Regions from separate parts of the Homo sapiens genome. Here region 1 is linked to region 2. A link is a loop called in an ENCODE intact Hi-C map of the cell type or tissue named here. Cell type or tissue: OCI-LY7. All regions are shown on one strand. Links, peaks and the distances in the headings refer to the core of each region. The heading gives the core; the rest is flanking DNA. Region 1 overlaps TASOR2 (transcription activation suppressor family member 2). Region 2 overlaps NET1 (neuroepithelial cell transforming 1).

What was found. Hi-C counts contacts between places; a loop is a spot of excess contacts. Peaks named below come from ENCODE experiments on the same cell type or tissue, not always from the same donor. Only the 100,000 strongest peaks of a DNase experiment are listed, where the experiment ranks them.
Region 1: a loop joins it to region 2, with 2.9 times the contacts of the local background. A loop is called at or near these places in 2 of 110 quality-filtered maps.

Annotation. Positions count from the first base shown.
Region 1 is chr10:5,747,628-5,752,027 of GRCh38, reverse strand. It overlaps TASOR2 (transcription activation suppressor family member 2), which reads right to left. Exons shown (of 22, transcript NM_001321783.2): 16 at 2,001-4,400. Among named protein-coding and RNA genes, the nearest start is that of GDI2, 64 kb to the left of the region's middle. RefSeq lists an enhancer at 1-147 and a silencer at 3,218-3,512. In OCI-LY7, for the core only: a CTCF peak has its summit at 2,375; no DNase peak of the experiment used is centred there.
Region 2 is chr10:5,439,657-5,444,056 of GRCh38, reverse strand. The region is part of intron 3 of NET1 (neuroepithelial cell transforming 1); the gene reads right to left. Among named protein-coding and RNA genes, the nearest start is that of NET1, 29 kb to the right of the region's middle. RefSeq lists an enhancer at 1,634-1,803. In OCI-LY7, for the core only: CTCF peaks have their summits at 1,593 and 1,800; a DNase peak (open chromatin) is centred at 1,786.

The DNA of each region.
Region 1 (4,400 bases), core at 257-4,256, 310 kb before region 2:
ATTATACCTGGGGTTGGGAGGAGGATGGGGGAGGGGGACTTGGGAGGGACAATAAGTCAAAACACTGAGGATAAACAGAGTCAACCTCAGAGAAGGGAGCTCCACACATGGAGAAGGAGGCTAGCACAAACCTGGCAGTACTGGACTAGAATTGGGGATGAGTGTGAACTCCTCTGTTTTTGCTTTTTATACATAAATAGAGATGTAGATATACGTATGTACATATGTATATTTCTTGGCTTTATGTGCTGAGAGGACCTAGAAGCAAAGACACCAAGTGACACTGAGTTCATTCACGCAGTGCCTAGATGGTGGTTCTAAATGCCATTCTTCACTAAAGAGTCACAGCTCCTTGGAGAAATGCTTGACTTCAAGACTAGGGCAAGGAAAATACACGATAAGCCTGGAACATTATGTTACACCCCAAAGTAAAGAAGTGCCCGAAGAATTATGGCGAATTGTCAAAAGGACACAGAAGCCAACTTAAAGGGACTCCCACTGGCTGGGTCTGGGACAATCTAAGTATTAAAATAATGAAGAAACAGATGATAACCCTTTAAGTAAAACAAAATGTGCCATGGTCCATAGTGATACAGATAAGCAAATGAATAGATGAATGGAAAATAAGGGAAAGCTCTATTCTACAGCCGAATACCAACTAATAAATGCAGAAGGAATCTGGTGGAATTTCAGTATCACTATTTGGCAATCATCATAGTAATAACTGATTCAGATAAGAATCACCAGTCGATGTTAAATCTAGTGGATAAAAGTCTGATAAGGAATAGGATTTTACACAGTCTCAAGTTAGCTCCCAACTTATTACTAAGTTCAACATAACTTTACACTGGAGAAACCTGGCAGAAATCATCTTAACCAAGTGAAAAGGTTAATATACCAGTAAGGGGATAAATCAACATCGGGTGCCTCCTGATACAATGAATGCACTGACAAGAGCACTACATGATATCTGAGTATTCTCATCTAAAATGCCTAAGTCATGGAGAAACAACACATGAACACAAACGGAAGGAAATTCCACCAAATAACTGGCCTACAGTCTTCAAAACTGTTAAGGTCATAAAAGACAAGGAATAACAGAGGAACTATTGCAGACTGAAGACATGACAATTCTAGACACCTATGATCCTAGACCTAGATGAGGTTAATGGAGATGGTCACTTTAATTAATATTATATGAACTTCCTGATGCACAGGGTTGTTCTGTGGTTAAAAAGATGAGGATCCTTGAACTCAGGTAATACACATTTAAGTATCAAGAGGTAATGGGACACTGTGTGTGCAACACATTTGCAAATGGTTCAGAAATGTTAATATTGGGGTATCTGGGTAAAGGGTACTATTTCTGCAACCTTTATGTAAATTTGAAATTAAAAACAATTAAATTTTTAAAAATACTGTCTATGCCCGAAATAGAAGAGAAATAAATTCTGGGAGGATAAAACAATGAAGTTAATGGTGAATCAAGACAGGTTCAATCAAGACAGGCTCCGCCCATGCCAGAATTTCACCATGGTTCCATTACTTAAATTTAAGGACTATGTACTCCATGTACTCACCGTAACATCAGTTATCCTAACATTCAAATTCAAATTAAAAATATATCCAAAACCAAAAGAGGTCCTACTTGACCACCCACACTAACGGACAATCTACAACCACTTTTCAAAAAATCTGTATTTTAACATCGGAATGTGTTTGTATTTACACTTGAAGTATGGGCATGTCTACACTGGTAACTTTTTGTGAAAAAAAATTAGTCATTGCCCTAATTCTGGAACATAATACTAATTTTCAAATATAGTACAAATGGCAGATCCTGCAGGAAAACATTTAGTATGCAGATAAAGACTAAGCTGTGAAATTTAAATACTATGTCATACCATGATTTCTTTTTGATGGCTAATATGCTAAATTTATTATTTCTAAAACTAAAATCAGCAATTAAAATAATACGTAAGACGTGGCTGGCACTTTACCTTTGTTCTTACAAAGAATGATTTGTCTTCTGTTTCGACAAGGTAGAACAGGAAGGTACTTTTACAAGCCTCTTTCACAACACTTCTTAGTTTGACGTGCAAATTGGTGCACACGTCTATGATTATGTCTTCATAGGAGGCTGACCGTCCTGGGAAAGGCAGATACATCTCTTGAGCAGTGGCTTCTCCAGAAACATCATTTAGCTCTTTGTCTTGGAAAATGAATTGGTTGCTATTCTTCATCACCTTGTTGAATTCAGCATACTCATTGAGAATAAGTGAAATATCATTCCGAGATTCCTTCACAGTACTGTTGTATTTCAGTTTGTTGAGGTGGAATGAAACAGTGTGATTTCTTTGAGAATTTCTAAGATCTCTATTATGACTACATCTCTCTCTCCAAGAGGAAGAGCTGTCCAGACTGCTGGCTGTGTAGCCTCTCCTGGGCTGCCCCTGTGGTCTGGGATCTGACTCCACAACTGTTACCAGAAGGGGGCTTCTGCTCCTAGGTGCAGGATGCAGAAATGGGGCCTCAGAGATTTTTGTCGAAGGGAAAGCACCAATGGAGATCTGGGTTGGTGACTCCTTTGGAAAGACATTGGCAGAGGAGGCAGAATGCTGAGAATCCCCATTCTTTATGGTCTGTTTTAGTTTATGTGCAAAACGCAGATACTCCAGGTCTAAAGTGTTCTGGGTGAGGTCGTCTGCCACCTGCCAAGTGCTTGTCCAGGAGCTGGGCAGGCCACAGTTTGCACTGAAACTCGGGTGCCTCCTCAGGCCGTGTGAAGTTCTCATGGTATCTTTGAGTTCTTTTGTTATAGAGAAGTTGGCGTAAGTCCTGAGGATCCCGTGGAGATCTCGGATTTGGACGTAAGGCGGCACACACTTCTCTTCTTTCTTTACCGCAGCAGTCCAGTGCCCGGGAGGGAGGCTCGTCTCCATGCCTGGAACCCAGCTAGAGCAGCCCCAGTCCTCTTGGTTGTTGTTGTGGAAGTTCAACGACGACTCATAGCCATCTGTGGGAACATCTTTTTTCCTGGTGTAACTACCTCTTAAAGTATAAGAATCCTCCAAATCCAGTCTGGGATTTCTACAATCACCAAGCAGGTCTAGATCAGAATCTCCAGAGAGTTCATAGTGCATGTCGGAATTCACACCGACCTCTCCATCTCTGCCTAGGGTTTCAGAACCAGCCTCAGCCCTGAGCCCCTCCCCACTGTTCTCAATTTCTACGTGCTCTGTGGCTATTCCACAAACAGAAGTATCAAAGGATTCTGAAACAAAGGAGGCCAAAGGCTCTTTACTGAGGTTTTCCTTGGTGTCTGCTGTATTTTGGTAGGGACCAGCACAAAGGGAGGAAACCCCGACATTCAATAGCTCCTTTGTTTCACATGTTGACACATCTTGCAGCGTGTGGATGGCTTTGCGTTCACCTTTTAGAGAAGATGTGGTGTTGGACTGAGGGCCAGCAGTGCCTGGACCTGTGGTTTCTTTATGTAACTCAGCTTCAGGCTCACCATTCTTAAGCAAACTGGCCATTCTGCCTGCTGGTATTTCCTGTGCTTGAAACACTGGCTCTGCATTTATTGGTCTTACATAATGGGTTAATGTAGCATTGTCTGAGGAAGAACAAAGCGTGGGGACCACTGAGCACATGCATCCCTGTGTAGAATAAGCTCCATCAACCGAGGCAGCTGTCAAGGACTTCACCTGCAGATAAATGCCTTCATCTGTTTTCAAATCACCGGGAAAGAGATGGTTCTGACTGCTTTTAGGGCTAGTCTGCTGTTTTACTGACACATTCACTATACCACTTGGTGCAGTTGTGGAAACCAATGTGTCAGACAAAGACTTATTTTCAATAACATTTCTAGGACCAAATGGAGGTTCACTGGACTCCAAGACAAGATGTTTTAAGTCCAAATTTCTATTCTCTATACTAACTGGCTGCAATGGATTTCCTGATTTTACCAGTTTTTCAGGAGAAGGACTGAAGTCACCTGTGCATTTGGCAGCTGAGGCAGGCTGGTTTAACTCCCTACCATAGCACTGCACCTTTCCTGAGAAAGATAAACCCTCATCATGCTCACTTGAGACAATTTCCTCAGTTACTTTACCAGGAAGGGTTGGTCTACCTGTTCTTCCTGGATGATCAGTTAATATTAGAGGCATTTCGGCAGAGACCTGCATTTGTTGTACCTGGGTAAAGTTATCTTGCCCCACTGGATGGGTAGGACCAACAAAAACATTTTCTTTTTCTGTTATGCCTAAGTCTTCTGACTCACATTGGGAGATTTGGTTGCTCTTCTCACACTGTGTACCATGAAGTTTTAAAATGCATGGAGTCACAGCCTGATATGGTCGTGTCTCTTTAACTGGTACTGGAGGTTCAGGACTAGA
Region 2 (4,400 bases), core at 228-4,227:
CTCAGAGCTAATATGAACAGCCTAGGCTAGACCCCAGCAGTCTGGTTCAGTTAGCTTCATCAGTTAAAATATGGCGTAAGTAAGGCCAATACTTTACGGCCACATAGTTTCTAAGGGAATAAAGGATTATGTGCAGTGGGAGTTAGGAAAGAAGCAGCTAGGAGTTCTCCTGGGATTCTTACCCGATGTCTTTCTTGAAACTGTTTTTCCACTTAGTTCCAACAGAAATGAGCCAAGATAATGAGAAGGGGTATCTTTCATTCTCTCCTTCAGCTGGGGACCCAAGAGGTAAAGGTAGAAGTCTTTATATGTAAATACAGAAATAGAAAACAAATAGGGTATACTGATGACAGCCATGTTCACAAAAGCCCCAGCTCACCAACACTAAAATCTTAGTTTCATTTTGAATGTGCAGGTTTGGGGTCTAAATGTAGACAGCATCTAAAAAAGGAATGATGAACATGCGGAAGTTCAACTGGACTCAAGAATCTTGAGTCTTGTCACAATGCTGCATAAAACCAGAGGACTAAACAGGCCCTCTGAGATCATTCACCCATCCTCTTCAGTTTTCTCATAAGGAAACTTAATGGGTGGTGGTGAAAAATAGAAGAAAAATTTAAGGTCTTACTTTGTGCTAGAGTTCTATATGTTATTTAATCAACTCTATGAAGTACTTATTATCTCAATTACTTTGTGCTAGAGCTTTATACATGTTATCTTAATCAACTCTATGAAGTACTTATTATCTCAATTTTAGAGAAGGAGGAAACTAGGACTGACCAAGTTTAAGAAACTTGTCCAAAGGTACCTTGTTAATCAGTGGCTTAACAGACCTGATGACTCTGTTCTGCTCAGCTGTTGTGACACTGTCCAGATGAAGATAACCCATATAAAACCTTTAGCACATGTTCTGAGACACACTAGGTGCTCAGTATATGTTAGTGACCTAAGTTAACAGTAGACCTAAGTTTAAAACCAAAGTCTCCTGAGTCCCAGGCTAGCAGTATTCACTAAATTGCCAATACTTTTATAGAGGAGGAAACCATAAAAACGGTTGAGAGATTAGCTGCCTTATAGCCTTTTTATAACAAGACATGGGGTAGGTAAAAAGATAATAAAATAGTTCCAGTTGTGTAAGTTTAGAAGAGTTTTTTTCTTTCTTTCTTTTTTTTTTTTTTTAAAGACAGGGTCTTGCTCTGTTGTCCAGGCTGGAGTGCCATGGCACAATCTCAGCTCACTGCAACCTCTGCCTCCTGGATTCAAGTGATTCTCATGCCTCAGCCTCCCGAGTGTGCCATCACGCCTGGCTAATTTTTGTAATGTTAGTAGAGATGGGGTTTTACCATGTTGGCCAGGCTGGTCTCGAATTCCTGGTCTCAAGTGATCTGCCTGCCTTGGCCTCCCAAAGTGCTGGAATTACAGGTATGAGCCACCCTGCCTGGCCAACAGCAACTATTTGTATAACTTTCTACAAACGGCGTAACTGAGGCACAGATTGGTTAGCGTCTTTTCTTTCTATAGAACATCTAGAATTTATAAACGTAACTGAGTTATGTAAAGGTAAAGAGAAAGATGTTTCTCTTATGTATAGAAAAGGAGTGTTAGGTTACTTGTTCTCCCCTTTCAAGTGAAAAACTGCTTGGAATTTAGAAATAAATTAGAGCTTAGGAATAATCATTACTTTTTTTGGTCTAGGCATTATTATCTACTTTTACCTGGAACAATAACAAGCAATTGGAAATTAGACTAGGGAAGCCATACTACAGGCAAAGAGAAAACAAAATCTAAGCTCTCTGCTGCCCTCTACACGAGATATTGTGAAATGCAATTGTCAACCTGTTTTTCAACTTTGTAATTATATTTGTAACGACATTACATAGATGACTACATAAACAATCTCTTAATTTGTGGAAAAATATGACCAGTAAAATCTGTATTTTCAGTCTTTGTACAGCCTTCATGTCTTATATTACTAAATTAAACATATATTTTAAAATGATACAAGTATATGAAAAAGATTCCACAATTCACAAGAAATATTTTAAGAACTTTTTCTAAATATAAGAAAACTACATTCCATTTTAAAACTCTAGAATTCAAGATTACAAGCATATACTCTGTATCTCACTAAAAATAGGTTAGTTAAAAATAAAATTTTAAATCTTACTAAAAAGGAAGTATTAATTGAAAAGTGGAACTTTTGAAAAACCATAGTTCCAAAATATCTAGTAATAACTTAAAAACAAAAAGAGTTACATTTGAACTGGATAAGTACGAAAGAAATTAGTAATGAAGTTATATGTGATTTGAATCTCCAAGTTTAGTACTAAGAATTTGGTTTGGGGAAAAAACATCAGTTTAGACCAATTAAGTATTATTAGACACACTTTAAATAAAATAGTCTCATAGGCTAATAAGTTTGGTATTGTCAAAACAATGGTTCTTTTGTGCGATGACAACACAAATAGCCAATCAAATGGGGTATCAGCACTGTTAGTGGTGACTTTTTATCTCAGGTAACGAATAACTTCCAGTATAACGTAAGACCACTTAGTCTTCTGTAACAAGCTGTTGAATGGGATTCCTCCCATTTTTCCCTGAACTTCAGCTTAAGGCCCCAAACTAAAGACAAAAGGATATTGTGTCTTGTGCCCAGCCTCCTGTTTTCTCAGCCCAATTTGACATTGCCATAGCAACTGGCTCCCCACAGGAGTGACCCCACAGTCCCTTGCCTCAGCTGCACTGTGTATCTCTTGCCTTCCACCCTGGGCTTCTTGGATGCTGCTGTGTGGCACATGCACATGTGTAGCCACGGGTGTGTGGGATGGACACCCGAAAGGCCACTTGTTGACTAACGGAGCACAGAAGCTGCAGGATAAAAGCTCCCCTCTTCAGTCCGTTGAGAGGAGAAGTCTGTGGTGTGTTTTACACAGCTCTTCAGAGGGTTCCAGAGAGATCTACCCCACTGCCCACAGTAGTGACAGCTTAATTAGACACTGCACGGGCCTCCTCTCTTTCACTTCTCCAGCTTGTTCCCTGGGATCATACCTCAAGAAAGACACCTGTCAATGAGTCCTCGTTTTAGGCTCTGATTTCTGGAGGGAGAACCCAGGCTAAAATATGGACACTGAGATTGGTCCTAGAGATCAGAAACACAGGATGGGACTCTGAAACAGACTCACTCACTAGTAAAATGGTGATAAGGACTACAGGTATGAATAGGGATGAGACACAGAGTAGTGAGGCAATGCCTTACATAGTAGTGGTGGCAAATGAACAAGAGAGGGGCAGTGGTAATTGTAATGATTGTAGTGTTTACTGGCTTTGGCTAATTGCTTTAAAAGATTTGAAAAAGCAGCTGACAGAACTTTCATAATGTTCTCAGCACCATGGTGGGAATAGCTAAGTGGGAGTCCCTGAAATTTCACCCCTTACACCTGGGCCAAGATGGTAAGTCAGAAGCAGTATTGCACACCAGGAGAAAATGCAGAGATCAGCCATCAGAGTTACGGACTGCACAAGTGATAGTCTCCACTAGATCCTCATTCTGTTTATCTGAGTGCCTCTTACAATAATGAGGTGGACTGTGGTAAATGACAGTGGACCACTGTAAACTTAAGTGGTAGTTCCAACCTCAACTGTTGTGCAAGATGTAGAGTCTACTGGAGCAGACCAACAAATCATCTAGCATTTGTTACATGGTTATGGTTGTGGTTACTGATCTGGCCTATGTGTTCTTTTCAATCCTCATTAGTAAGAAGGGTCAAAAGTAGTTTGCTTTTAGGTGGGAAGGACAGCAGCCTGTGATTGCTCACGTCCTGAAGCTGTTCACTTTGTTTTCTGTCACAAAGTCGGCAAGGACCGGATATTTCACAGAACATCATACAGGCCCACTGTATTAATAACATTATACCAAAAAGACCTGGTGAATAGGAAGTGGAAAGTATTTTGGATATCCCAGTAAATCAAACGCATGCCACAAAAATTCAGAGGTTGCCATGTTGGAAAAGTTTTAATAGATCCAACGGCCTGAGGCTTTCTGGGATCTCCCCGCTACAGGAAAGGACAGGTGTTGCACCTTGCATCTTCTAGGCACAGTGCTAGCAGGACTCTTCATCTTTTGGAGGCAGTATCTGCTATATTTGGGAATGTTGCTGTGATAGTTTTGAGTAGGTCCCAGAGCAACAGAGGTCTCTGTAGCAGGTCCTCCAGGCTGTGGTGCAAACTGCCCTGCTGTTCAGGCCATGTGACCTGGTATATCACATCAAGGTTGGGTATTTATGGTAGACAAAGATGCTGTGTGATGCTCTGGCAAGGCCAGGAAGAGAACTGCAATGCAGAGCCTTAGGGTTCCAGAGCAAAGCTCTGCTTTCCACAGCAGAAAATGACTCCGGTTTGAA